Linked DNA regions of Mus musculus: regions 1, 2, 3, 4, 5 and 6 are each linked to region 7. Evidence: chromatin loops called from intact Hi-C (ENCODE). Cell type or tissue: heart. All regions are shown on one strand. Region 1 holds the start of Gm34741 (a long non-coding RNA gene). Region 2 has its middle 44 kb from the start of Gm38630. Region 3 overlaps Gm38630 (a long non-coding RNA gene). Region 4 has its middle 85 kb from the start of Gm25090. Region 5 has its middle 16 kb from the start of 9130015L21Rik. Region 6 has its middle 360 kb from the start of 4933416E03Rik. Region 7 holds the start of Mafb (v-maf musculoaponeurotic fibrosarcoma oncogene family, protein B (avian)).

What was found. Hi-C counts contacts between places; a loop is a spot of excess contacts. Peaks named below come from ENCODE experiments on the same cell type or tissue, not always from the same donor. Only the 100,000 strongest peaks of a DNase experiment are listed, where the experiment ranks them.
Region 1: a loop joins it to region 7, with 2.1 times the contacts of the local background. A loop is called at or near these places in 6 of 42 quality-filtered maps.
Region 2: a loop joins it to region 7, with 2.0 times the contacts of the local background. A loop is called at or near these places in 2 of 42 quality-filtered maps.
Region 3: it touches region 7 in a loop (3.0-fold over the local background); 10 of 42 quality-filtered maps call a loop at or near these places.
Region 4: a loop joins it to region 7, with 10 times the contacts of the local background. A loop is called at or near these places in 16 of 42 quality-filtered maps.
Region 5: it touches region 7 in a loop (2.7-fold over the local background); 4 of 42 quality-filtered maps call a loop at or near these places.
Region 6: a loop joins it to region 7, with 2.6 times the contacts of the local background. A loop is called at or near these places in 5 of 42 quality-filtered maps.

What each region holds. Positions count from the first base shown.
Region 1 is chr2:160,169,288-160,173,287 of GRCm38, forward strand. Gm34741 (a long non-coding RNA gene) reads right to left here and starts at 378. Exons shown (of 5, transcript XR_866916.1): 1 at 7-378. In heart, a CTCF peak has its summit at 1,889 (motif pointing right); a DNase peak (open chromatin) is centred at 2,044.
Region 2 is chr2:158,863,103-158,867,102 of GRCm38, forward strand. No RefSeq gene overlaps it. Among named protein-coding and RNA genes, the nearest start is that of Gm38630, 44 kb to the right of the region's middle. In heart, CTCF peaks have their summits at 931 (motif pointing left) and 2,431 (motif pointing right); a DNase peak (open chromatin) is centred at 2,419.
Region 3 is chr2:158,910,816-158,914,815 of GRCm38, forward strand. The region is part of intron 1 of Gm38630 (a long non-coding RNA gene); the gene reads left to right. Among named protein-coding and RNA genes, the nearest start is that of Gm38630, 3.5 kb to the left of the region's middle. In heart, a CTCF peak has its summit at 1,972 (motif pointing right); no DNase peak of the experiment used is centred here; H3K27me3 peaks cover 1,646 bases.
Region 4 is chr2:159,052,258-159,056,257 of GRCm38, forward strand. No RefSeq gene overlaps it. Among named protein-coding and RNA genes, the nearest start is that of Gm25090, 85 kb to the right of the region's middle. In heart, a CTCF peak has its summit at 1,845 (motif pointing right); DNase peaks (open chromatin) are centred at 1,334, 2,434 and 3,714.
Region 5 is chr2:159,998,774-160,002,773 of GRCm38, forward strand. No RefSeq gene overlaps it. Among named protein-coding and RNA genes, the nearest start is that of 9130015L21Rik, 16 kb to the right of the region's middle. In heart, a CTCF peak has its summit at 1,883 (motif pointing left); no DNase peak of the experiment used is centred here; H3K27ac peaks cover 8 bases.
Region 6 is chr2:159,584,864-159,588,863 of GRCm38, forward strand. No RefSeq gene overlaps it. Among named protein-coding and RNA genes, the nearest start is that of 4933416E03Rik, 360 kb to the right of the region's middle. In heart, a CTCF peak has its summit at 2,017 (motif pointing right); no DNase peak of the experiment used is centred here.
Region 7 is chr2:160,366,533-160,370,532 of GRCm38, forward strand. It overlaps Mafb (v-maf musculoaponeurotic fibrosarcoma oncogene family, protein B (avian)), which reads right to left and starts at 533. Exons shown (of 1, transcript NM_010658.3): 1 at 1-533. The coding sequence starts at 144. In heart, a CTCF peak has its summit at 1,529 (motif pointing left); DNase peaks (open chromatin) are centred at 619 and 1,499; H3K4me3 peaks cover 3,727 bases; H3K27ac peaks cover 2,237 bases; H3K27me3 peaks cover 2,448 bases.

The DNA of each region.
Region 1 (4,000 bases), 200 kb before region 7:
CATCACCTGCCAAGAAGGAGCCAGCAGCAGACGCACTGCGGTTCTCCACGACAAAAGCACGTTGGCCATCAATGCATTCACTTCTGAAACATCTTTATAAAACTGGGTCACTGTGTCAGGATCACTGGCTGCTGCAGAGAAGCATCCAAACATGGCCCCCACTTCCAGGAAGCAGTCGTTTAGGATAGAGGAGGGTAATGAGTCACCTAAGCTGTCTGTGTGGCTTAGAATGCTCATTCTATGAGAAGAGTGAGCAGCAGAACTTCCTTGTAGGGCAAAACGATTGGCTTAGACAAAAAGAAACACGTTCAAAGCAAAGCTGTTCACGTATACCAGCCTGTCATGACATGAACACGCTGTGCTTTCCCACTGAAGATGTGTGGTAAGCGTACCAGGGGAAAGGATTTTAAAACAATTTTAAAACAGGCATAACACATTTCTCTTTTAAAATGTCTTTCTTAAAAGAAGAGTAAAAATAAACAGAACACACATTGAAGGAGTGAATTTTCATGGGTTTCAAACATAAGCAACAGGCCTATGCTGTTGGATTCAGACTATAGCTACCTTTGTGGGTAGTGAGAAACAGGAAGGGGGCAAAGAGAGGTTGGGAAGGTTCTGTTTCTATTTGTAATGTCAGTCATGTAAATGTGCTCATTTTGTGAAAATCCAATACCTCTACAATTATGCACATTTTTTCTTTATTTTGCTATTAAAAAAAAGACATGGATGTTCACTTTCACTATATTATCTTTATACTTTTATATCATTTAGCATTTTAATTACATAAATAATTTTTAAAAACTCAACTCTTGCTGCGCCATATGGCAGGTTAGAGACTACAGACAGGCTGGCTAGCTAGGAAGTTAATGAAAGAGCTCAGAATGAAAGAAATGATGAGGTCTACATTAGAAGAATGAAGGCCAGGCAGATAGAAGAAGAAAGGGGCTGGAATGCTGTGTAAGTCAGCTTCCTGTTACTTAAAGAAATACCTGTGAAAATCAACGTATAAAATGAAACGTCTATTTTGACTACGGTCCGGATATTTCAGTTCATGGTAAACTGCCTCCCTTGTTTCAGGTTTGTGATATACTAGTGCATCATAGTGTGGGGGAGGGGGAGGATGTAGTGTCCTAGAACCTTTCACACCAGGGTCAAGAAACACAAAAGAGCGAGGAGTCAGGTTACACAATCTCTTTTGAGGCCTCACCACCAATGACCCAAAGAAGTCCCACTAGAGTCTATCCCTTAAACATTATACCATCTTCCAATAAAGCCACGCTGTAGACTAAGTCTTCAATACACAGGCTTTGGGGGACATTCCAGATTCATGATGTAGTGGGTATCAAAGAATCTATGGATCCTAATGACCACTGGTCATTCCTCAGGCTCCTCTGCAAACTTTAAGCCATAAATCCATGTGATCCATTGACACCATGGATTAAAGCTACCTTTGGACAGAGTAAGAGCCCATTGTCATCTCTAGGGTAAGATAGGCTTGGCTCTAAAACTCCTTGCCTCAAATGCTTCTCTTTAGCCTGCCTTTCTCAGATCCTCAACCCCAATCTAAGCCATTTCCCCAGAGCCTTATAATTGGCTTAAATGTTAAACAGGAGATTCCTGGGGAGGGGTGATCCATTATTGAACCAGACATAATCAGCATGATTGGTGTATCTGATTAGCAAGCTCTCAACACGAAGGCACCTACCTGAGAGGAAGCCATGCAGGGTTCTGACAGCAGGTAGAAAAAGGATGAAGGCTTGACACTGTGAGAAGAGGAGAGACACACTGCAGGAAGAGACTCTCAAAGAAGGTGGCCACCAAGCCCACGAAGGGAAAGGACAAAAGGAGCCATTAGGTTAGCTCTTAATAGCAACACTCAAAATATCCACAGGGGGGCGCTCTGTAGGCCCATGCATGGCATACAGGAATCCTCCAAGCTGGGAACACTTTAGTTCTTGACCTCACAGGAAAAGGGCTTCTGTTTTCTCTCTTCAGATGGGAGAAGCGTGCAACTGTGAACTTGCAGTTCCTCTGTCCATTCCCTCACTTCCCCATCCTGTGGGGCGATACATAATGGATATGACCGTCAATTGAGAGAGTTCCCCATCTGTGCACCTGTTCACTAGTGTGGCGTGGCTACCCAGAATCCCTCCGTGTCTTCCCCCTTCGTTTCTTTCTCCATTCAGTGTCCATCAGGGTAAGTTCACTTCCCTTCAGACCATGAGAACATCAACCTGCCTTCTCCAGACAGAGTCGCTCTGGGGTCCATTCGCTTTACCCCCTTGGCTGTAATGGTTGAGTCAGTTCACCTATCGCTACCCTACCCTAGAGGGCTGGAGTGAGGAAGAGCAAGCCCCTTTGGCCTAATGTTCCCCGCCACCATTCACACTATTGTTTTCAAGTCTTGCCTCTTCGTCTACGTATCTGTCCTTTGTGTGTATGCCTTGGGTTTACGTCCTTTTATAGATCAAACACAAATTAGGCTTAGCTAAAAGATTTGCCCTTACCAAGAGGATGTGGGTAAAATGAAGGCCAGATCCAAGCCTTGATGTCAGGAAGCAACCCTTGTTTCCACCCATTTTTTTTTCTTTTTGCTCATGCTGTTGCCATGGGGAGAGTACCCCCTGTTTTACCCACTGGTCCATGGAGAAAGAAATGACACATGACACAGATTTAAACACAGCCTGGATTACTTGTTTTGCAGATAGATAAGCTAGGATAGTTTGGCTTTAACATACTGAGTCTGGGGATAGCTGTTACACAGCCTTATTAGATCAAAAGCTACCTGATGTATCTCATCATCCTTCCGTTTTCAGCTTAGGAGAGGAAACTACTACTTTCCATATAATGTTTATATTTGACCCAATTGAACTGCACTCTTTCTGGATTTACTCTGATGCATGCAGGGAAATTTCATTACTTGGGAGTGGAGGTCCTCTCGAGTTACATCTGCTAGCCAATACGACTAATGTTTCACCCAGATGCATCATAACTTGGATGACTGAATTATAGTCATCCTACCTAAAGCCAAACTCCAACAGAGACCATGCCTTTACTGTAGCAGCAGCAGGAACCCCTTTGTGGTTAGGAGATGATATCAAAAATATTTTAAATCTATGTTACAGAAGACAAGAGGTCTACACAGTGATAGCCCATGCCAGCAGGTGCGATAGAAATAATTCCTCTCCTAAATGTAGTCCAAGTAAGGCTTTATAAACGTGCTATTGGGGTATTTTCTGAGAAATAAACTCCTTAATATGACTTCATGGTAGGAGTTCTATTTCCTTTATTCTCTGGAGTCCCAGGGAAGAAAAAATATGCCCCCTGGCAGTGTTCCATAAAACTAATGATGTGGGGGAATACGTGAATAATTGCCTGAATCGCTGGGTTACGTTTCTGTTAGGAAATCTCTTGGCAATACAAGGAAGGGGCCAGGACAGTTAAATTGGAGTCAAGTGACATACACTCCTGCCGCATCAGCTAGGCAATCTCGTGGGTCAAGGGAACTGTGGCGGCCAAGTCTATAACGTGGTAAGGGTAACAACCGTCCCTGAGTGTTTTGAGTTCACAGTCACTGAGACAGAGGATTTGAGTTAGTAAGGGGTAGACATAGCATGGGCAAGCCATTACAGAGGCAGGAGGACCAGAGGAGATGGGGCAGAGAGACGGGTCTCCCAGCTGCTGGTCAGAATCTGAGAGCAGGGCCCCAAGTTTCAGTACTATGTGATAGAGAGCCAGATGTGGTACATAAAGGGTTACATGTAGCCTTAGCGTAATTATCTATATCTCCCTCAATCAGGGAGCATTGTGTTTTCTTTCTAAGTTGTCAAGAATCTCCCCCAAGTCAGGAGCATCCAGAGGCCCCGGGCAGCAGCAGAAGTCCCTGTGGAGAGCATACTTGGAAAGATAAAGTAAAACACGTCTTCTCTCAGTCCAGCAATGGTCCAGTGATAATCAAAACCCTGAGATATAGTGCCCTATGGTAATTCACAGAAACCAT
Region 2 (4,000 bases), 1.5 Mb before region 7:
CCCAGCAAGGAGAATAGCAGTGCTCAGAAGTCCTAGGTTTAAGTCCCAGCCGGACAGTTACTTTGTAAACCTTGGCTCCACACTGTTTCTCTCTGGGTCAGGTTTCTGTCTGTCAAGCAAGGATGGCAGTATTAACTTCCCCTCCATCCGTTTACACCTGTGCTTCATGGAGTTTCAAAAGCCCTGGCCCATAGTTTGCTCAGTAGGCAAGACTCCCTACTACCTCTAAGTCCAACTGTGTCCTAGAAGGCTACCTCGGTTCCTTCCTCTATTACCTAAGCCAGACTACCTGGTGCCAGGATCTTTGGGTCCCCAGGTCTCCTTCAAGGAGGACTTTAAAAAAAAAAAAAATGGAGATAAGACATCCAGGAAAGGATCAAAGTGCAATGATGGACCGGTCAGATGGGTAGAAGCTAGAGATAACTGGGGCTGAGCAGAGGGAGGGATATGTCTGGGAGGGGTTCCCAAGGGCCGTAGTGAGGCCCCCTGGTCCCTGCGATGATGACACCAGATCTTTTGTGGGGAACACTTCCAAGTGGGGCTGCTGGTCACCCTGGGCAAGTGATAGCTTCGGGACATGCTCACACAGACACACAGGAACAAGCCTTAAACTGTAACTGTTCAGACACATGGATACTTTGCATACTAAGTGCTTGTGTATGGGATATAACTGTGTGCTGTTACACACACACACACACACACACACACACACACACACACACACACCGCACTCATCCCGGCAGTCAGATAAAATGTTCCTGTGCAGTAGGCCTGAGGAATACAACCCCTGCTTCCGTGGCTGTCACATGCTGGATCAGGCAGCAGCCCACCCTTACCAGGGATGTGGAGGTTCTGATCCTAGCCCAGCCTCCATCCATCCATCTGCTAGCTCAACTTCTGATGCTGCAGAGCGGTACTGTGCTGCCCTCTGCTGGCCAATAGGAGTCACTACTCGTCCCTTTCCTGGCAGTCTAGCAGATACGGAGGGACAGGGGCAGCTAAGGAACTATTTCCTCTTTATTGCATTCATGCTTGTCACCCTTCCCTTGCTTGTAAGTACTCAGATTTAGAAATAGGAGCGTTGTCAGTATGTGGGCCTGAGTTCACCCCCAGAACCTGTGTGTGTGTGTGTGTGTGTGTGTGTGTGTATGCTAGGTGTGGTGGTACGTATACCAGGGCACACTGGCCATCCAGTCTATACTATTTACTCAGCTCCAGGCTCATGAGAGACACACTCTAAGGAGGTAGACAGCATTCTGAGGATAAACACTTGAGCTTGCCCTCTGACCTTCATGCGTGCCCGTCCAACACATGCACATGTGCCCATACATGTGAGAACCTGGGGCCCAGTAAGCCAAACCATGTCATTTGAGGCGTCTTCCAGCTCCCTTTCTACAGCAACCCCCTCACAGCCACCCACTGTTGCATCCGGTCCAGGGCTATTCTTCTCAGTCACCTTTTCCTCCACAGGCACAGAGGGACCAATTCTGAGCTCCAGGCGGGAGTATCAGGGCTTGGAGGGAACGGGGCACACATTTTAGGAACTGCCCTGGTGCCTGGGCATGCTGTGTTTTGCAGAACAGCTGCAGACTCCCCAATGGCCTTCCCATGAAGAGGCAGAGTTGGTCTGCCACCCCTCTCTGGGTCTTGCAGGCTTGTAACTGTTTTGATTCATGGAGGGATGTCAAGTGATGCTGTCATGTGACAGAAGGTCATTGCTGGGACGCCAAGGCACCCCTGTGCCAGGCCAGTAGTATAATACTAGAATGTTGTCAAGAGCAGCCTCAGAAGACCTCAGTGCCAATCATGCTTTCCTGCCCAGGAGCTAGAATGTCACTGTGGAAGTGGGTCCCACCCAGTCCTTTGAAACCCAGCCCGATAGGCCCTCAGCAGGCAGGAGCACACCCATCCTATTGCCACTGCCTAATTCCTGACCATCTATGACGATGACAAAATGTTTTGTGCCTACCAAGTTTTGGGATGCACTGTAGGGCAACAATCGAGAGGGGCATCAAGCTGGTGTAGGACACTGGGCCTGGAACCAGAGGCCTGGAACCTGGAGAACTTTGCTGTTCTGGGGGTGGCGTGATCCCTGGCTAACCATCCCAGAGCTGAGGTGTAGCCTCCTGGGTCATTCCTAGTCTCATTCTGGGGATATCAGTCTGCATAAGCCAAGCATACGCTGATGTGAAAGCACCGTTTTGTGCATAAGCCATGACCTCTGAAGGCTCTTCCAGGTCAAAGCGACACGCTGGCATCTGGGGTTGCAGAAAATGTCCACAGACAACTCAGGACAGATGCAGCTCTGGTTAAGGCTTTCTGCGTTGATGTGTAGGCCTGCGCAGCAGCGTTCCCTATACCAGGCCCTCTAGAGTAGCTCAACCTCTGAGTCTGACCTGTCTGCAGCATGGATGCCCTGGGCATGCACTTCACCCAGAGGCCAGCAGGGGTCGCTGGCACTCCGTGTTTGTGTGTCTGGAGCTGCATAGGCTAGAAGCCAGACTTGGTTTACCGCCCTAGAGTTAAGGCCTGCTCAGATCTGAATACCTCCTCTCTCTCTCGAGGAGTCCTAGCACATGACACTGCCACGAGCCAGGCCCTTATCAACCGGGCCTTTAATCTTCAGCAGCTCCTAGAGGAATGCATTCGTCATCTTACTGTGATAACCACAGCAGAAATCTAAGCCCACCAGCAAGCATTTGCATTTACTGCCTGGGCAGGCCTACCAAAGAGCAAAGGGTAGCAGGTGGAATGAAGGTACCCCGGTGGGGTGTCCAGACCACTCCAGGTCTGGCCAGTGTCTCTGTCCATCAAAGATACCCTTCCTGTAGTCTTGAGGGGCAGAGAATTTGGGGAGTGGCCCCAGCAACAGGCTGGGCACGTGCCCAGGAGTCTTGCTTAAAGTTGTGATTGGAGGTGGGAGAAGTGGTTCAGTGGTTAAGAGCATGTCCTGCTTGCTCGTCCTGAGGACCCAAGTTCAATTCCCAGTGCCCACATTCATAACTGTATGTATAGCTCTAGGGCAGAGCCTCTGTGGCACCTGCACTCATGTGCACGTATTGCACAGGATTAAAAATAATTAAAAACATTTTATTGATTGCGAATCTCACATCATCACTCACCCCAGTCCCACTCATCTCCCCATCCCTTCCTACCTGCCCTCTGCCCTTGCAACCTCCCCCATAGAAGAGAAAAGAAAAAACAAATCGTGGAGTCTATAGTATGTTCCTTGTCCACACATCCTTACTTGAAATTGTTTATTGCAATGAGTCATTGCAGAAGCGTTGGTCTGGTTCAAGCACCCTGGCTTCTGCTACACTGTCAATACTGGCTCCTCACGGGGACTCCTCTCAAGTGGTGGGGCCAGCTCTCCTGCGCTCACATCCTCAGGGCTGACTTACCTGCAGTGCTGTCCACGGTTGGCTCTACTGTGCTGCTCAGGTAAGGTGCAGGTCTGCTCTCCCAAGCACTGGAGCCACTGAGGGGCAGGGACAGCTCTCTCACTCTCATGAGCCCAGAGCCAGGTCTCCTGGCTGCTTCATGTGGCAAAGGGTGAGAGCGTAAGGGCACCTCTCCCTTGCCCATGCCAGCACACGACAGATGAATGGCAAGGCCAGCTCTCCTGCACTCATGCCCTTGGGATGGCTCACCTGAAACCCTCCCCCAACCTGGCCCAGCTCTACTGTGCTTCCTGAGTGAGGGCTGGGCCTTATTCTCCCTAGTGCTGCACCTGGTAAGGGGAGGTGCCAGCTCTCCTTGTCTCATGCCTTCGGGGCCAGCCCTTCAGCAATGCCCAGATAAGAGGTAGGACCAGCTCTGCACAGCCCTCAAATATCAACATGGGTACAGACGAGGGATGTCCTCCAAGCCTTTGGTGGTAACATACCCTCTTTGCTACAGGGGTGTAGACCCAGACACGGTCCTTGGTGCCAGCATAAGTGTCTTCATCATGGTTTATATTCCTGCACAAACATCATGACCAAGAAGCAAGTTGGAGAGG
Region 3 (4,000 bases), 1.5 Mb before region 7:
CCGGCTGGAGGTAGCTGCAGGGACTCAGACAAGGACCTGGTTTCTGACAACTGTTCATCAGTTGTCATGTGGATGGAAAGTCTGAGGCTAGTTGAGAGGAAAGTCAGGGCTCCTTGGTTGAGAGCCTGGCTATGCATACACTGGTCAGAAAGCTCTGGAAGTGAAGAGGATTGCCTGGGCCATGGTGGAGAGGGCACCCTGAGTAGGAGGTACAGAGATGGGAGGATTGGAAAGGATTTGGTTGTCTGAAGGGAGAGCACCTTTAGGATGTTCTCATTGCAGCCCTTACCGTGAAGGCATGCTGTATGCGGGACTCCACGGTGACCTGATTTATCAATCAACAGATGCCCCTTAAGCCCTAGTGCTGGGTAGCTATTTCCTCTGTATTCAGCCTTTCCGGAGTTGGGGAGGGGTTCCCAAGACTCAAGAAATAGAGAGATGTTTCCAAGGCGTAGGAAGCTCAGGAAATCACGAGATTCACAGGGCTCCTTGCAGGGATAGAAAAACAGTAAACACCTGCTGGCAGAGGAGACTGGGGTGGGCCCCCCTCCTGCAGGAAAATTGGCAGGGAGCTTAAGGGATGCAGCTTGCGGAGCTGTCACTCATGTGGGGTGGGCTTTCCCATGAGGCTGCTGCCTGAGAGTTACTTATGCTCCTTCTGCAAGCAGCATCAAGCCAGTGAGCTGGACCGGAATTGTTCTTATGCTCTGGCATGGGTACCCTATCTTGAGCGAATCGATGTTTGTTCATCTCTTCCTGGGAAAAAGTTACACAATACCCCACCATATATGCCAATCACTGGGAGTTCAGTGGAGAATAGACAGTCAGGCTGAGATGCAGGCTCCTGATCCAATGGAGAAGGCAGACAGTGAACACTATAAGGGACAAACCTGGGGCCATGTCTCTGCTCCTTGCTGTGTCATATGATCTGTAACTGTCCAGCATTCTTGGCTCCCAGAGTTGATTGTGCTTGGGGGGGGGTACCTGTTTGGGGAACAGAACTGTGAAGTAGCTAGCCTATAGATGTGATCTGGGAAGGGTGGTGTGGAGATGCTGAGCGACTGTCTAAGGTCACAGCCATTAAAGGTGTACAGTGAACCCACAAGTCTAAGGCATAGGCAGTCTGAGCGTTCCATCCACACATTCTGGAAGTCCACACAGGACCTCGGGGTAAGAGAAATGCAGTTACCTCTCCCTAAAAAAATGGGGTTGTACAAATCTGGCCACTCACTTATGGGGTTCAGGGCAGTAGAGAAGTCTTCAGAGAGGTGAGAAGTCATATAGGAGGCTCTTGGGAACTCTTCTAGACTGTCTGGTTAAGGGAGGACAGAAGAGTGAAGAAGAGGGAGGAGGGGCGGAGAGGGAATGGTTGGAAGAAGGAGAAGAAGAGAGAATGAGAGGAAGGGAAGAGGAGAAAGAGGGAGATACATGGGTGGGTGGGAGAGAGAGAAAGGAGGAGGGAGGGGAGGAAGATGGAGGATGGAGGGGAAGAGGAGGGGGAGGAGGAGGAGGAGGGGAAAAGGAAGAAGGGGAGGAGGGAGGAGAAAACAGAGGAGAGGAAGAAGCACGAAGAGGAGAAGTGAAGAGTAGGAGAACTCTCTAACTGCATCCTCCCTGCCAAATCTGGACTCTGGCTCCTTTCCCCCTGAATCCCCAGCACCAAGGCCCCTGGACTCCTGTGTGAACCCCCTGAGCTGCCATCTATGTCATCTTTGGGACTGACCTCTTGAGGTACTTTCTTTCAGGAACTCTTGGTGTTTCGGACCCAAGTCTGAGAAACTCTGCGGGCTCCTTCTCTTGCTTCTTTCTTTCCTTCCACTTTGGCTCAATTCATTAAGATGGTGAACTGTGCTCTTCTGAGGTCTGTGGCGCCTGGGCATAACTTTATTCCCTCCATAAGAATAAGGATCCTAGGAACCAAGAATAGTTTATCAGTGGAGATAGCACCTTCAGTCATCACACAGGCTGGCCACACGATGGCGCCATGGGACCATCAAGCCCATGGCCCGCCTCTCCTAGGTGCCCTGCTTACCCTGGTGGCATTTCTGTCTTGTAAGTGGTCCACTGGAACCAAGCGTGTTCTGCCTTGTTTGGTCACTGTCACCTTCTCATTTCCATCCATGAGTGCACACCCTCATACACAAGCACATATACACACATACACCCACCACACACACAACACACAGATGCAACCACATAGTCACATACCACACGAAGATCACACACTCTAAACAGACTACAATATACACAGTCTACATACAGACCACACACACACACGTAGCCACAAACACATGCACCACACACATCAGACTGCATGCATACAGACGCATACATAACGTACCATACAGACCACACATACACAATTGCACACACTACATAGCATATTATACATACCACCCCAGCACCCCAGAGGGACTTGGGAGAGAATTTAGAGGGCTCCCTATTTTCTCAATCTCCTTCCCTACCTGCTCCACTCACTCCACCTCTCCCCCCTCTTTCCCCTTCCCCCTCATCTCTGCTCTTCCTCTCCTTCCTCATTTAATGTATCTGGGCAGTGACTTGCACCCTGATCTGCCTGGGCAGATAGACCTTGTTTGCCCACATGGGGTCCCATATAGGTCTCTCCTCCTGGAAGCTCTCAGCCAGAGGTGACACAGGAAAAGGTTGCCTCAGGCTCCAGGCCCCTGAGAAGGAACAAGAGCTCAGAGCTCTAGCCAAACATGATGCTGACCACTGACCAGCTGACCAGCGTGCCTAGTGGTGCCCCTTTCAGACATGGTTTGGAAGCTCATGGTGCCACCAGCAGGGCCAGGAAAGAATGACTCCATGTGGCACTGACTGGGAGAAGTGACCAGAGCGAATTTCAGGAGTGCTCAGAGATCTGTGGCGAGTTAGCGTTATAACAACTGTGGCGGATGAATGACACAGGGAAGGGCCATCCTGCCAAGTACTTAATACTTAGGGCCATCCTGCCAAGTACTTAATACCTAGTCGCTGTGCTGGGTCCTCTGCACAGGTTCTGTGTTTTACTTTGATTACCTGGTAGAGCAGGTAGGGGGTGGGGTTCATAAGCCAGGGCTGGAGGCAGACTCTGTTTTAAGGCAACAAAGCCCAGCATACAGGCAAGCTAGGCCCATTTGATTTTTAGGGCTGGAGAGGAAACCCCACCAGTTTACTCCCGGTTACACGGGGGCCATTGTTGCAGTCTTTTTCATTTCTCAGCCATTGTTTTCCTGTTGGGAGGATTGTCCCGCAGCTGACGTCGGAGCCTGATTTAATGAAGCAATAACCAGGGAAATGACTTCCAATTGATTATTAAGCATTTGTTTATTAGTGCGCGGTATCTCTGACCCCAGTAGCTGTTAAGTAGTCATTAAATATCAAGGAAGATGGTTCTGTTTATATATTTTGTTTATTTACCGTCATGAAAACATCATTGCATCAATTAAATGTCGATTAGGGGGCCTGTGATTTGAATTAGATTATATACACAGCGTCAAATCATTTTCATGTTTCCGAGATATAATCTGTTTTTGTTTTGATATTTGGTAAGACTCCCTCTGAGTGTTAGGGGCTGAGGCTGCCTGAGGTGATGCTGGGCTTCAGCGCCCTTCCCCATTGCATGTTCCTTTCTGACTTTGCAGCCTGGGACAGCATGAAGGTGGATCTGTTCAAAGTGGTCATTTGTGGAGGGGTTGGCTAGTTTGCCGCTGTCATTTTTAGTTTAATTATTATTATTATTTTTTGCTCCTTCCTGCCTCCCTTCCTACTTCCCTCTCCTCCCTCTCTTTCTTTCTGTGTTTGTGTGAGCATGCATATGTGACTGCATATTTGTGTGTGTGTGTAAGTAAGCCCCTAGTTGATAATAGGTATCTTTCTTAATTGCTTTCTACTTTATTTATTGAAACAGGGTTTCTGGAGAAACCTGGTGCTAGTTGAGCTATGCAGTTTGCCCCAGGGATCCCACCTCTGCTTTCTAAGGACTGGGATATAGGAGGCT
Region 4 (4,000 bases), 1.3 Mb before region 7:
AGCCACTACCCTGGATTGGTGGCACATGCCTTTACTTCCAGTGCTAAGGAACAGTTTCTTAGCACAGAAGAGGTAGTGCATTTACCCAGGGATCTGAGATGGTTTTTTTTTTTTTGTTGTTGTTGTTGTTTTTTTTTTTCCTCTGAGGAAAACCAAGAGTCACCTTTTCTGTCCTTGGTGATAGTTTTTGTTTGTTTTGTTTGTTTGTTTGTTTGTTTTTTGACACGCCTGATTAAGCAGATTGTGAAGTCCTCTTTCTCTGAGGATTTGAGTGGATGCTTCCTCTTTGGCCATCCCTGGATGCTGCATGCCTTCAAGGCACCCAATATAAGGGGAAAGGACCAAGACCTTTTCATGTGCCAAAAGTGTCCAGTCTTGGGTTAGCCTTGAAATCCTGTGTGAAGGAAGTAAGGATACTCCTTGCAAAAGCAATGATGGGCATTGATGACAATAAGCAGGCACTGTTGACTGGGTCCCACGGTGCTGGCCAGGGTCTGATTGCTTGCCTTGCAAGTCTATTTCTCCTGGTTGTCCTATGAAGTTCTTGATCTATGCCGAGTACTCCTGCCCCCAGTTTTACCGGTGGAAAGTGAAGGGTTGGTAAGCTCTAGTGCTATGAGTACTATTCTCAGGCAGAACCCATTTCTCCGGACTCTTAGGACAGACCTAATGCCTACTGTGCTCCCAGGATTGACACTGCAGACACAGACATGGTGGCACTAGGGTGCTGGGCCATACAGTACACAGTCCAAGCTCCTGTGGCTCTAAAACGGTTGTGACCCTGGTGCTTGGGATTCTTGACATTTAGCCTGGACATGGGAAGGGTCCCAAGCCTGCTTCATTGATAATAGTTTATCTCATATCATTTGGCAGCTTCCATGGTATAAATATTTTCATCATGGCCATTTTCAAGCTATTTACCAGCCAGTAGAGAAAGCAAGTGGAGAGGAGAGAAAGGGATAGTCAGCAGCCGTGTATGTAACAAAGAACTTCCTGTTTCTAGCCAGTTGTTGGGCCCAAGACTCTAGCAATTAAGCTTTTGATCCTCCTGAATTCTATAGAGCCTGGACCGTGCAAACCAGAGGCTGTTTCCAGGTAGGTTCTCCATTACCTCAGCATGGGTGGGAGAGGAGGTGTTTTTCCTTCTTGCTTTGCTATCCTCAGAGTCAGAACAAAGACTAGGCCCCCCAAAAGCCAGGGCCTCTAATCTCTCAGAAAAAAAAAAAAAACAAAAAACTTTGAGAGGAGAGGAAGGTCGCTGATCTGCCATAGAGAGCTGGCAAGCTGGGTGTCCGGAGGCCAGGGCCAGGGATTCCGTGAGTGAGGCGGAGAGCAGAGCCTGGCAGGCTGGGAGGAAACGTCTGGCGGAAAGTCTCCTGGACCCTCTATCCTGTCTCTGTCACTCCTACGTAGATTAATGCGATCCAGGATGCCCTTGGTTCTGACCGGCTATACTTGGGGCTACCCCAAAATAGACAGGACGCCTGGTGCCTCTTGTCACAGTCTTAGCTATTGTCTTTATGAGCTCAGTGAGTTCAGAGGTCACACCCTAACACTTCCCCTGTGGGCTAATCACCATCAAGATGGATGGACACTTGCGTGGGCAGCCTGGAGCTGTCTGGCACATCCCAAACTCTGGGCACTTCAGGACCTGCAAGAAGTGTGTGTGTGTGTGTGTGTGTGTGTGTGTGTGTGTGTGTGTGTGTGTGTGTGTTGGGGGGCATTGTAGAGGTTGTCAAAAGACAACCTTTCTTGGTTGAAGCTGGAATAGGGGCATCGGGCTGGTGCCATGGTGGGGATAGTGTATGTCCAGAGATAGCCACTAGGGGGCAGGCCATGACAGCAGGTGGGCCAGGTTAACTGCTGCCTCAGCTCAAAATATCTGTGGGAGGACTTATAACCTAGTGGAGAGTGTTTTGGGGCATCTCCAGGATTGGTAAACTCTGGAGAGATCCAAGGTCCAGGTCTGAATAGGAGGCGAGGACAGAGGAGGTGGGAGCCTAGTGTAGATATCTTTATCACCTTAAGGCTGTGGTGAAGGTAAATTGCTTGACCATGAGTTCGGGATGGACACGAGTTTCCCCGATGAGGAAGGTGTGGGCTAGGTAGAATACCAGGGATAGGGAGGGCAGGCTGGGGAGCGCCAACAGCCCAGGATCATAAGCCAGAGGCAGGCATCCCGGCTTGAAGGTAGAGGAGCTCCTGGAGGGCCCTGCTTTATTTAAAAATCCCATAGGGCCTGCCTGGCCTGGTTTCTTTCCTGTTATCCCAGCAAGACTGAGCTTTCCCCAGTGTCTCAAATTAAAAAAAAAATCCTTGTCCTTTCTGCTCTGAGCTCTGCAATATTTGGCCTTGGTTGATCCTGGCAACTTGTGAGGCTTCTGAGCCTGCTGACTGTCCAGGATGGAATTTTCCACGGAGGTTTTGTAGAGCGATGCTGAGGGCCAAAGAAACTTGGGCTCTACACTGAGATGAGACTGGGAACTCACCCATGACTACAGGCCCCAGCGGGCCTTATTGTCTTCCTTCCATCCATCCATCCATCCATCCATCCATCCATCCAGGTTTTTTCTCCTTCCCCCACCTATCCTCTTAACAAACCAGCCACCCTTCTATCAAGCCATGCATGTGCCCTGATATCTATCCCACTATTCTCATGCATCCATCACTAATATAATCTATTAAGATGTATTATGGAGGCTTGCTGTATGCCAAGGTCGCTTTTTGATGCTGAGAATACAGCAGTGAGCATGAGAAAAAGTCTCAGCCCCTACATCCAAATGACAGTGTCTCAGCATCAAGAAGTCACTTGATGACACAGGGAAGGGGGGAAAGAACTGGCTGTGCTATTCCTGGGGTAACAGATTCCCTTCATCCTTTGCCTTGATCTATCCACATCCTCGTGGAGCCACCCCGCAACCCCCATGCAGATGTCTGCTCACAATGTCTGTGTCTTCCTGGATAGCAACAGATCTTCGAAATCACTGATGTACACACACCTCCACAATACGGACCTACAACTCTCTAAATTCCTGTGTGCACTCGTGTCAATTCACACCAAGCACATGCTCTAATACATGAGTCCTGGAGGCACTTATGCACACTCGTAATCCATGTACACGGCCAGGAATACACAGACACACTCACATGTTCACAGTCATTCAAGCACACTGATCTCTGTGCATAACTGCATATAAATATGTACACCCAGGTTAGGTGCAGGTAGGATTGCTATGTCTCCAGGGCATATGGACCCATATAGCCACACTCAGGTCACGTGTACACACTCCATGTACATGCCCTTGACACCACCACCACCACCACCCCCGCCAACCAAAGCCCTCACACCCTCTCAGAGCCCCATCCCGTCCTGGAAAATTATCCATACCTCTGACAGGAGAATGGGTTACAAATGCGGCCATGGAGCTGTTTTGACACTTTTGATGAATAACATTCAATACTATTAATTAGAACAATTGCTTTTCATTTAACTAAATCACGGGAATTGCTAAACTAAATTGAAACGGAATGTAATTTTGCCTCGCACTGCTTTAATATGGGCCTCTAAATGTCTTCTCCCTGAAGGATTAGTAACTTAATCACCCACCAGTGATAACTGCTTCCCAGGCTCAGCTGGGAGGTTTCCTGCTCAGGAAAAGACTGGCTGAGAACAGGCTAGGGGCCCTGCGGCAGCTCCTCCTGCCCCTGGCTTCCTCTCTCTGAATTATTCATCATCAGGATGTCACTTTCTCCCTCCTCTTGGTCCAGCCTGACCCTCAGAGACAATTTCCATCTTCAGTCATCCTGGTCCTGGATGTGTAATTCGTCCTGTGTCTGATGTCCTGAGAGCCTGACTGTGGGCTCGCATTCCATCTCTGCCCTCTCCAAGCCTAGTCGAGTCTCTCTATCCTTAGTACAGATCCTGGCATCCTGGGATCACTTAGCTCCTGGAGGAAGTACAGAGCCTGGTTTAGGATGCAGTGGCTCATTGACAGGGGCC
Region 5 (4,000 bases), 370 kb before region 7:
GAAACCCAGCTTGGTTATACAATGACTTTAACAAAGTCAGTGAGACCCTACCCCATAAGAACTCTCTCTCTCTCTCTCTCTCTCTCTCTCTCTCTCTCTCTCTCTCTCTCTCACACACACACACACACACACACACACACACACACACACACACACACACACAAATTAGGAATGAAAAGCCAACCCTATGTTGGTGCAACATGGGCTCTAACATGCATCTTCACACCTCTAACCTGTCTCCTTACAAGACATAACACAGCAATGTTTGGCAGCAATAGCAAAGTTCAGTCTGAGCAAGGTAATGGCCTGCCAGAGAGCAGGGGCTGCCTGCCCAAGCCCTGGTTTGGGCATGTTTATATCATCAAAACCACAAAAACCATTTAGATTGGGAAAACAAGGAGAGCTTTTAATTGACTGTGTTGTTGTCTTTAAATTCTCTGTGCATCATGTCACCCTTATGACCTATAAAATGTAGTCCCCAACTACCCCTCTTTTATATGTCCTGATATCAGAAATTTACTAGAAGAGTACAAAGCAGTTTCTGTGAAAAGAACTTATAGACCATGGGCATCAAATCTGTCACCCACAAATTCAGAAGTTGGGGCTTCTTAAGAAATGGCTAGCCTAAGATCCCACAGTGAAGAAGAAACTGAGTCAAAGCGAGGAGTAGTCACTGCTGACGTAAGAAAGGTCAGGGCATAAGTCTAGAGAGGTGTCACACCCACATCTAATAACTATAGGGTGACTCTGAATACTCCCAAAGAGGCCACTCGCTTTAGACCCTAACCCTTGAGCGGCATTTGAAGAAATTGAGGCAATGCCAAAGGTCGGCTATAGAGACCCTTGCTTACATATTGGGATGTGACAGCCTTGCAGGGGAGGGAAGAGAAGAAAGGGCAGTTAATTCACACTGTGAGGTAGGAATGGATGCCCAAAACATCAGTGTAGGACGCGTCAGAGCAAAGCATGGCGACCTGGCAGAGTAATGCTGCATGAGAGTGGTGTTCCAGGAAAGAAGAAGAGTAACCCTCTTGACTTTTCTGTGATGGTGGTGTCCCGTGGACTCCCTAGGCTCCAACTAGGTAATCTAAACAGGTGATTTGTTTGATAACGATATGGCTATGGAAAAAGAGATTTGGAACCATACACATAATTAAAAATAATAAAAAACATTTTAAAAGATTTCTACATTAGAAGATACACATACAAGGATGTCTAGATATTGGTACATTACTAATTTTTATACACAGGCAAATGTTTCAAGATACTGATTATATTTTCTTTATTTTCATTACCATAAGAAAATAAAATCATTCTTACTTTCCTTTGTTGGAGTGATACCCATATATAGATAGATAGAGATGAACATAATAAATGGAAAACAAACATGAATTTAGTTTACTTTTATGGTAGAATCCTAGAAAATGTGGCAAAATACACTATAACATAGATCAGATCCAACCAAGACTTAAAACCATGTGTCAATTTAAACGTAAATTGTGTAATGAATTGCTACATCTAACGCGGGATTGGTAGACCTAACTCCCCAAATCACCAATTAGTAGAGTAGGAAGTTGCCACTCCTTTCAAGATCAGGAGCAGAACCTAGAGAAGGGGCACACGGAGATCTCTCTTCCTAGCCTAGAGCCAGGAGCCACTTCTGATCAATGAGTGGTACTTGGGCTCGAGAACAATAGAGGAAACTCCCTGAGCTGCGCATTTATGGGATGCATTTATGGGATGCTGTGTAAACCTGCCCGTGGACAATGGTCCTGGTGGTAGAATGCCACTGGATGCCTCAAGGGCCACCTCTTGCCAAAGGAGAATCCATATTGGAACCAGGAGAGAGTCCACTGCAGTCTGGTATCTTCAGTGCCCTCTACTGGCCATGTTTTTCATTGTGTAAACTGGCTAAAGGGTGATGTTTGAGGGAAGAGAGGGTGAGGATACTGCTGAGATGCAGGCAATCCTGCACAGCAAAATATCAGAAAATAAACGAATAAATAAAAAGATTAATAATATGCCCAACAACTAGAAAAAAATCTTCTTCTGAGATTTCAGTAATTATCCTTCCTGGACACTTAATTTAAAGAAGGGATATTATTCTTAAAAAGAATAAAAAAAAGAAAGAAAAATCTTAACATAACATTTTACACACAACAGGTCTATGTTGGCTTGTTATCTTGAAGTCACAAACATGTCATTCAAAATTTCCTTCTACATCACGTTGGTGAGTACACAACATTCCACAATGAAATATTTGCAGGCCCCTTTATCGTTTCATTCTTTTTAATTTTGTTTCTAACAGCTCACTTATATCTAATGAGACCCATGATACTTTATGTACTCCACATTTCAAAACATATTTAATATTCTTAATATATGTTTGAAGTTATTGCTTGTAATTTTTAAACCAATGTGCAGTTCCACAAAAGCATATATGTAAATGCCCATCTCACTTCATCCTCAAGAATGGAGCAGTGTCATGTTTAAATGCATAGCTTTTAGACTTAAAAATGACTTGGTTTTTACAAATTTGATCACTAAGGAGGTTAGTAATTTTTAACAGTTTTAAGTTCCATATTTGATAGCTTGTTTTAGCCATTGACTTGAATTCTTGGGACTTTTAAAAAAAATTTTAACATGTAAAACAAGTCCCTAGGTAAACACCTCAACATAAAGGTATCCTTGCTAAGAAAAACAAATCAGTAACAAATAGCTAAGACCATTATCATTGTTGTGAGAGTTGTACAATGGGTAAGATGCTTGAACCAGAAGAGAAAGAGATGCACACTTTCACAGTGAAGGAAGAATTGCTGTTATGAGCTGTTTGTAATATTATCGGTAAAAATAAAGGAGGAATTTTACCTTAAAAAAAATCTGATGTTTGTATTTAAAGAAACCAAAATAGGAAAGAAAATGCAAGAAGGAAGACTGACAAGTAAAAAATAAGTTGTGATGAAGAAAGAAAAGGGAAGAAAAGGAGAGGAAGAAGAAGAGAGAGGAAGAGAAGAAAAAGAAGAGGAGGAGGGGGAGGAGGAGGGAGAGGAGGAGGACCAGCAGGAGGAGGGGGAGGACGACAAGGAGAAGGAGAAACCGCTCCACACATACACAAAGGGTTGGCCTGTGATAGCTAAAGCACTCAGCTCTAGGGGTGAACACTATTCCCTAAGTGTTTCTAAGGTGACTGAGCAATTAAACTATCTCTCTTTTCTCCTGCCACATACTCAGATATATCTGAAAGGGATTAAACGATCGATATCGAAACAAACAAGTGAAGTGCTAGATTGCCATAGAGTTGCTGGATCATTGTCATCTTGAGGCAACCAGAAATTAGAAAGATATAAAGATACTTGAAACAATTAAATATTTCAAATAGCTGATTTTCAGGATGTAGAATCTCATGCTGGACAAAATAGTGTATGGGACCATTACGGTAGGTGGGATGATTTGATAGATACCTTCTTAACAACTTAGACAAATCAGGAAGCAAAGCATAGCAATTTGATGGGTTTTATTTAAAGGACAGAGGGCATGCATGCTAACTATGAAGTTGAAGCATGAAATGAACGTGAGAAGGGAGTGTCCCGGCCCATTATCCAACAAAGAAAACCACCCTAGCTAAGAACAGTGCAGTGAAGTTGGGCATGGGCCTGTGCTGGATTCCAGCTGCCATTGTACGAGGCATCGCCACTGCTCCTTAAATCAGTTTCAGACAATGACAAATTCCTCAAGTCCAAAACATGCTTTTCTTCAAATGAGAATAGCTGTGCACCATAATTTCTCCTCTCTCTCTCTCTCTCTCTCTCTCTCTCTCTCTCTCTCTCTCTCTCTCTGTGTGTGTGTGTGTGTGTGTGTGTGTGTGTGTGTGTGTGTGTGTGTGTGTGTGTGTGTGTCTGGGAGGGAGAGTGTGACATGGAGGTTCTAAATAGGCGCCCAGACAGATGGGAACCGCAGTGTGACCTTCCTCTCTCTCAGGAGCTTCCAGCAAAATGGTTTA
Region 6 (4,000 bases), 780 kb before region 7:
GGGTTGTGCCTCCCTAAGCAGTTCTAGGTAGTTCTAAGGAGGTTTGAGATGAACTGCAAACTGGATACTGGACCCCCACAGATTCTTGTCTCTCTTCAGGCCTTGCTAATGGTTCAGATGGAGCTTGCTAGCTTTTCAGCCTTGTTATATGACAAAACTTTTTCTGGGGAGATGCTACAAATGTCTGCTCACCCTGGATAAGGTCCCTCAATAGACCAAAGTACGGATGCCGCCAAAGCCCAACTTGGTGAACCATGAGGTTTATTGAGGGTTACTTACTTATAGAAGCAGAAATGAGTCAAAGACTGCAATATCAAGGCCCATTCCGGCACTCATATGACAGCTCACAAAAACTAGAATACCCAGAGCACACTGCACACCCCGATGTCAGTTCAACACGTTGGAGTATGCCCTTTCCAAGCGACTCTGGTCTAAACTTCTTCCAGGCAGTTTGGGCAGTTCCAGCACCTTGGCTGTTTTCTGGTTCTCCCAGGCAGCTAGGCTGGTGTCAGAGTCTTCTTTGGAGCTTTCCTTGTGTGAGAGAGACTCTCAGCTTTTATTGCTTACTCTGACAGGGAGGGGTCTGGTGAGTCTACTCTGTTTCAGGGATTTTTCTGAAGTTATTTTGAGTTATTTATCTTCCTGCTTAAAGAGCTTCCCTAAATGATGGAAGGTTTCAATCTCAGAGAAAACTGTTAAACAGTAAGCCTTTTCAGATATATATATATATATATATATATATATATATATATATATATATATATATATATACCATATCTAGTTTGTTTCCTGTCATCAATACCTTAGTATGGTTACTGTTTCAATATACAGCCATAAAGGGGAATATATGAGACCAGAGAGGTATGCAAGGAGACCTACAGAGCATAAAGGGGTTAGATCTGTCTATTGGAGGTGGGCAGGATAAGTTGATGAAGAAAGCTAAACAGAATTGCTGTGACATGCCATAAGTTTGGAACATGAATTCGATGCACTTAAGGGAGATGTAAATGAAAGATGCTGGAAACTAAAGAACAGTATACATACAGTAAAGATACAGAGAGAGACACATATGCCTGGCAGTGGACCAGTATGGGAAATATCTGAGAAAGAAGTTCCCTCTGTTTGTAATTTACAAATCAGTTCAGTGACATCCTGGCCGCAGCCCGTGTTATGTGGGCTCTAAGGTACCCTTAGTGACCTTTCAGTTCTTTGTTACCACTGAGAATTTGTACAAGCACATAAACGTTTCCATCCAATCCATCCCATTCCCTTCCCTCTAGTTACTCCGCTGTATCCCTCAGAACTTTGCCCTGCCAGTTTCAGTTGTTCTTTGTATAAACCCACCGAGTTCACTTCGTACTGTCAATGAGTGCATGGGCACAGGGCCATTTACTGGAGCAAGGGTAGCCTCTCAGAAAATATTATTGAGCATTATTATGGATTAAGTTATAGATTCAAACTCAAATCCCAGCACCCCAGAATATGATAATATTTGGAAACACAGCCATGACTGATGTCATTAGCTAAGATACACAGCCATGGCTGATGTCATTAGCTAAGATGAGGTCATTAGGGCTGTCTTCCAGTCTGTTTGTGTATGTGTGTGTGTGTGTGTGTGTGTGTGTGTGTGTGTGCACTATTAGGCTTTATCTCGTAGTTGTGAGTGTTCTACTTGCTCCCTAGGTCCCAGAGGAAGAAAAGCCTTAAGGCAAAGGAGTGTAATGCCCTGGAGTAGAAAGGTTATCTCCAGCAAAAGAGCTTGACTAGTCCTCAGGCTCTTCTTCCCCTGACTGGCATGCTACTGGGCTCCTGGTGCCTACTTTAGAAATCAAGAATGGCCTTATTTTACTTTAAGCAAAATCACATGGCATACATGGCCAGGAATGGTGGCCAGAAGATGGAGAAAACCTCACTGTTTACCAGACCCCTGAACTTGTTTTGCCCTCAAACTCTCTGTGGCTGAAGAGATAAAGCATACGTGTTTTCTGTAGAAATCACCATCTGTGAATTGTGGTGGGAGCCAGACGGGGGCAGCCTTGCAGCAAAATGCCTAGAGGCCGCATTAATGTCTTCTCCTGACAGCTTAGATGGCAGCTAATTTATATATTGCCTCCCATTAGTTTGGGGAAAAATATAGCCACCAATAAGGAAGAGAATGCTTCTATTTCTTTAGCTTAAACATGCCTGCTTCAGTGGCGAGCAGTTGATCTCTAAGTCTGCTGTTTTCGGGCTATAAAAGCTGTTTATTTCAGTCTATAAAAGAGCATTTGAACTTATATAGCTATTTAAGTTTAAATGTTTTAGGGGGAAGCAAAAAAAAAAGTCTAGGAAATTAGCAAAGCAGGCTTGAAAGCAGACCTCTCTCAGCAGTAAGGGCTTGCATGGAAACTTCCCTCTCTGGGAATGCCCCTGCCTGCCCCCAGCTCACCCAAAGTAGCTTCAGCACACAGGAAATGCACCGAACTGCCTGTGTGTGCTTCCAACATCAGCAGTCATTTGGGGAAAGCTCTCAGAGTCAACTATTTCTCCTCAGGGTGTGATCTCTACTCAGTAGGTGCCTCTTAAGAAAGCAGCAGCTGTCTGAAGGATGTGGGTGACAGATTTGAACAAACCCCTGTTGCTTTCTCTTGTAAACAGTGTATTCCTGTGAGGGATCTTGGGTAGATGCATCCCTCCCTCCTAGTGCACCTTGGGTCTGATTTGTTGTTGTCTGTGAGACCAGGAACCCCATGGATATGACAGAGAGCTACCTGCTCCTGAGTCTGAGCCTCCGACTGGATCCCCACCAGGGCTCTGTCCTTGATATCTGTCTGGCAGAGTTAGCCTTTCTCTGAGAAGACTACCTGTGAATACAGTTTGCACCTGCTTTGTTTAGGGTGTACCTTTGTTTAATGGTTCACCTTTTAGAATGTCCTGGTCTAGACAGCACATTATGAGATCCATCAATTCTTAGCAGTCTGTTCTTGTATATGTGGCCATATTTGTGCTCACTGTGTGGGAGATACAAGTGTTTGGGGGTAGAGAAAACTTCAAGAGAGGCATTCTCTTGGTTTTGGTTTTGTTTTGTTGTTTTTCTGTGTCTCCTATTTCCATTAGTGTTAAAGGAGGTGTTCGAGAGTTGCAGAGAACACCTATAGGGAAATGTAGATGTAAGAAAATGGGAAAACCAGAAAAGCACATGCATTAGCAAGTCCCGAGTTACCAGAGTTCAGTTCTACTGGGGACACCTTGACACAGTGTTACTTCATATGGTGGATGAAGGCTCCCAAGGGTGTCATGTCCATCACTTCTGTCTACTTGGAAGAGTGCAGAACTCCCTTCGAAAGCTTTTTACAAATGCTACAAAGCAAAGAAGAACAGACATCAGTCTGTATTCTGAGCAAAAGGAAGGGAAACAATCTAAGAAATCCGAGGAGGCCTTGATATGAGCTATGGAAGGGAAAAGAGAACAGAGAACAAAACACAAGTACTAGTTTGGTCCCTAGATGCTTTTTTATCATCCTGGCTCAGCTTAATTGGCAAAGTGTTCCTGCAGGAAGTTTATCAACACAATAGTGAAATTAAAGTCCAATTATTTAATGTGCTTCTCTCTTGCAAGCTCTGAAGGCCTTGCAGACAGGATTGCCTTTGCTCTCTTTAGCATGCTGTCGGGACACAATGGGAGAATACTAGGGAGTCCATAAATGAATGAATGCTGTCGGTTACTTTCGATTATATCATCATTCTGGCATTTGCCCCCCCCCATGAGATGGATATTGTAATTTTCTCAGAGTAACATCACTAAAACTCTAAAACTAGACTAGACATTTAAGCTTCCCTCCTCTCCTTCCCTCCTCCATTATCTACTTCTCGTAGAAATAGAATGTTTGTAAATAACACCCTACAATCCCCAACCCACCCTCCTCACAGTATTCTCTGTGTCCCATCTTCAGGTATTGTATACTTCTACTTCTACTCCTTGGCCCCTTGGCCCCTCTCCAACTCACCTTCCTATTTCAAA
Region 7 (4,000 bases):
GCGTGTGCATGGCCGGCCCGGACGCTCCGCGCGCCCCAGGGGCTCCTTCTTCACGTCGAACTTGAGAAGGTCGAAGTCGTTGACGTACTCCATGGCCAGCGGGCTGGTGGGCAGCTCTTGCCCCATGCTCAGCTCCGCGGCCATCGCTAAAAGCGAGGCTCAGCCGCCGCTGCCGCGGGGAAAACTTTGCGGCCGGCCGGGACGCGCCGAGCCAAACGCGGGGGCGAAGAGCGGCAAGCCGGGGAGGCGGGGAGCCGAGGGCGCAGCGGGCCGGGGCCGCCGGCCAAGCCTTTGTCTGGGGACGCGGCGGCGCGCCGGAGAGTCCTCCCGAGGCTGCCTGAGCTGCCCCGGAGCTTGGGGCTGCGAGCGCGCCGGGAACGAGTCAGGTCGAGCCGGGGCAGGGTAGAGAAGCCGGCGAGGTGCGCGCAGGGGCAGAGGGGAGGCGCGGGGCAAGCGCCCGCCGCTCGCTCTCCGACTCTTTGGCTCTAGGGCTTTCTTGCTTGCAGCCGCTCGCAGCCCGGCGGTGCAGCTGTGCAGGAGCTGGCGCCGCCGCCGCCTTTTATCGCTTCCTGATGTCACTGGAGCGCGGGGGCCCAAGCGGCCCGGCGTGTTGGCCAATGGCTGCACGGCCCCCGCGGCCCAGCGACGCTGGGCGGGGCGTGCCTGACAGCTCCCCCGCCCCCCCGCGTCAGCTGACTGGAGACCGGAGGAGCCCCGAAGCCGTTGAGGCCTGGAGGAGGGCTGGAGCCGAGTGGGACGGACCGCCTGGTCCCAACCCCCAACACCCTCTGAGTCGAGGTTCCCGCACGCTTGCCTTCAGTGCGCGCCCCACTTCTGGACCAAGCCGCCGTTCCCACCCCGCTGTCTGCACTCACGCCTCCCTACATACTCTTTACACTCCCACCCTCGGCCCGTGTCACCCCCAAGTAGGCTCAGAATAAGCGCCCGGGATGTCGCTTCCCTGGCCCTTTGTTCCCAAGCGGCCCCCGCCCAGTGGGCGACGCTCCGTGTGTCCTCGGCGCCGCGGGCCGAGTGAATGTGTGTGGTGCGTGCCTGTGTTTCGGTAGCTCTGTCTGCGCTAATGTATGCGGTGGGGGAGGGCGGGGTTGGGGCTCCAAGAGTTCTGTTCAGATCTAACTCTTAACCTCTAGGAAGGTTCCTCGGGCCAAGAGACGCTGTTCCTCTCTTAGCCGGTTCAGTGATTGAGCTCAGAAGACAGAGCTCCAGTGGTCTCGCAGCTCCGTGCATTCGCCACCCCCCCACACACACCCCCAAACGCTCCCAAAGAAGATAAACAAACAAACAGAGTTGGCCCAAAGGCTCTGAATACCTTTCACTTGCCAGTCGTGTGGAAACCTTACAACTCCGAGGCTCAGAGCCGAGACCAACACCGGTCTGTGCACTCAGTGGCTCTGGGATGCTGGGGAACCCGGCCCTGTTTTTGTCTGAACGTTTTGTAAGGATTAAGCTGATCCAAGCTTCTGACGGCTGCAAGGAGATTCAAACAGGCATAAAGTGCGACCCCAAGTGGCCACGGTGCGCAACGGCGCCCTGAACCGGTTTGTTCTTTGCGGGAGGGAAGGCTTGGATGGCGTCTCGGACCCGTGCAGGTCCAGCTAACTGATCCGGCCAAGCCAGGCCTGAACGCAGGCTGTGTGCGGCCTGAAAGCCAGGGCAGACTCCTCTGGAACTATGCACAGGCCCTCCGACCCCATCTTTGGACTCAACCACTAACCCTCTCTGCTCACCTTTTCTGAAATTCCATATGCAAGCCTTCCAGGTGTGCTTGTGGGCTACTCCTCTCAGGAAAGGTCCTGAGCTGGGAAGATCAGTATTCTAAACTGAAAACGCCAGGTGACGAAGGTTCAGGGCTACCGGATGAGAAACTTCTCCGGAACGCAGACGGGAGGAGGAAGGCAGAACACTGGGCTTTCAGACAGGGCTGTTGGGCGCCGACAGAGACTCCCTGCCCTGGGCCAGAAGGGCAGGAAATGTGGGACTTTCCTCAGACCCCGACCCCGACCCCAAAAGTGAATAGATGTCGAATTCGCTGGATCCGGAGATCCGACCCGGCTCCCACGTCGCTTTTTGCTTCCCAGCTCAGGACGCGGAAAGATGAGCGTCAGAAAGCGCGCTGGGTGAGTGTGTCCTAGCTGCTGGCTGCACAGGACCTGCCCTCCAACACCGCGCACGGGGGGCTAGTGACCCGCAGCATTGACAACCAGACCAGACCTTTTCCCCCCTTTTAACAGAAAGAAAAATTTGCTTCCAATCAATAAGAAAAGCCTTTCCCCCCTTCTTAAATCCTTAGGGAAGGCGGGGTAGAGACTGGTCACAGGAGCCTAATTTTAACCAAATGGGTGTATTTTAACTAAAACTTCACCTAAAAGGTTTAGATCAGTGAACTGCTGGGGAAATCTCGAGCCCTTTGGAGAAGTGCGCTCTCGGCAGAAATGATTCGACTGCCTAGGTAGAGAGCCAGGGCGGTTAGGCTGAACCTCCCACAGATGAGATGGGCGATGAGGACACAGACTCTCGCCTAAGAGTCGCAGCTGCGGTCCTGCGAGGAGAGCGCGCTCTCGGACCTCGGCTCAGCCAGGGGACGTTGAGACCATCAGGTTTAGAGTTCCGGGTCTCTGCAAACCGGGGTTTCAGGCTCGACCACCACACGCATACTCTCTTAACACTCATGGGGCTCCAGCTTTAACCTCGCCCCACTCCCCCCACCCCCAGTCATCCGAGACGCAGCGCTTCCCGAGTACGCGCCTCACTGCAAACCCTCCTGGGAACACCGGGGAGGGCAGCAGAGCAGGGCTTGCTCCCGCGTGTCTCTGTCATCACGGAGGGCTCAAACCCCACTTCTCAAGAATGTGGCCCTTGAAGAGGACTCTTGTGGCCCCAGACCAGTAATTGTAAAACTCCAGAAGAAGCGCTACTCTCTCAGGCTTGGGGGACTCGGCCTTTGTCCCGGCCGTTTTTCTCCTCTTTGTCCCCGTGACTATCTCTGTTGTAACCACTCTCTTCCTCTGAGCTTTAGATGAGCTATCTCAGCGTCTCCTAGGTTCACTTTCCCACCCCCCAACCCGTTTCCGTCCTGGAGTAGCCCCTCCTTCCAGAGAGAGAGAGAGAGAGAGAGAGAGAGAGAGAGAGAGAGAGAGAGAACACCACACTCCGGTGGGCGCAAGAGTGAAACAGGAGGGTTGCCCCAATTGAAGGCCTTTGCTCGCAGCCTATCCCATTTCAATGGTCCAGCCTCCCCCATTCTAATTCCTATGCGCTCTGCTGCATGGTTTTGGAACTCCTGGGCTAATGACCTTTCTCTCTCCAGGCTGCCACTGCAGACTCAGTATTCGCGTGAGGATTCCTCCCAGTCCATGGTATCACAGCAGGACAGGACAAAGGACTGGTCCCCCCAACCCTGAAAGGCAGGGGAGGTGGAGAGGGTTCAGGGACGCATTTTAACTCGGAGCCCAACGCGCAATAAGACCTCGATGGGTTGTTGAAAGAAGTGGAGAAGCAAGGGGAAAGAGGCAGGAGGCCCAGGCACCGAAGGAAAGCCGGGATTGCCAGTGGCCAGAGCCCCTGTACCCAACAGTTCCTACCTAGCGCCTAAATACATACTTGAGGATTTTTTTTTCTCCAAAGCAAGCCCTGCTGCATCATCCTTTAACTACATCGCAGTGATGGAAGGACTCGGAAGGGTCCTAGATACTTGGCCTTGAGGTACTCTTATTTTAGGAGCAAAAGTTACTCTCCAAAAGAGCAAGTATGAGGTTCTCTCGACACTGCCTTCTTCGTGACATCTCTGCCATGCCATCAGGGTAATTTGATAAATACCCAGCGGCGCGCCTTTCAGCCTGCGCTTTCGGACTAGGGCGGCGCCCTGGCACCTGCGCTGAGGTGCGTGGCTCTTCCCGGTTTCCCGGAGGGCTGCAGGTGCTTTGTGAGCAAGTAGGCGGATCTGCTCTGCGAGTGTAGGAGTGAGATTTATGGCACATAG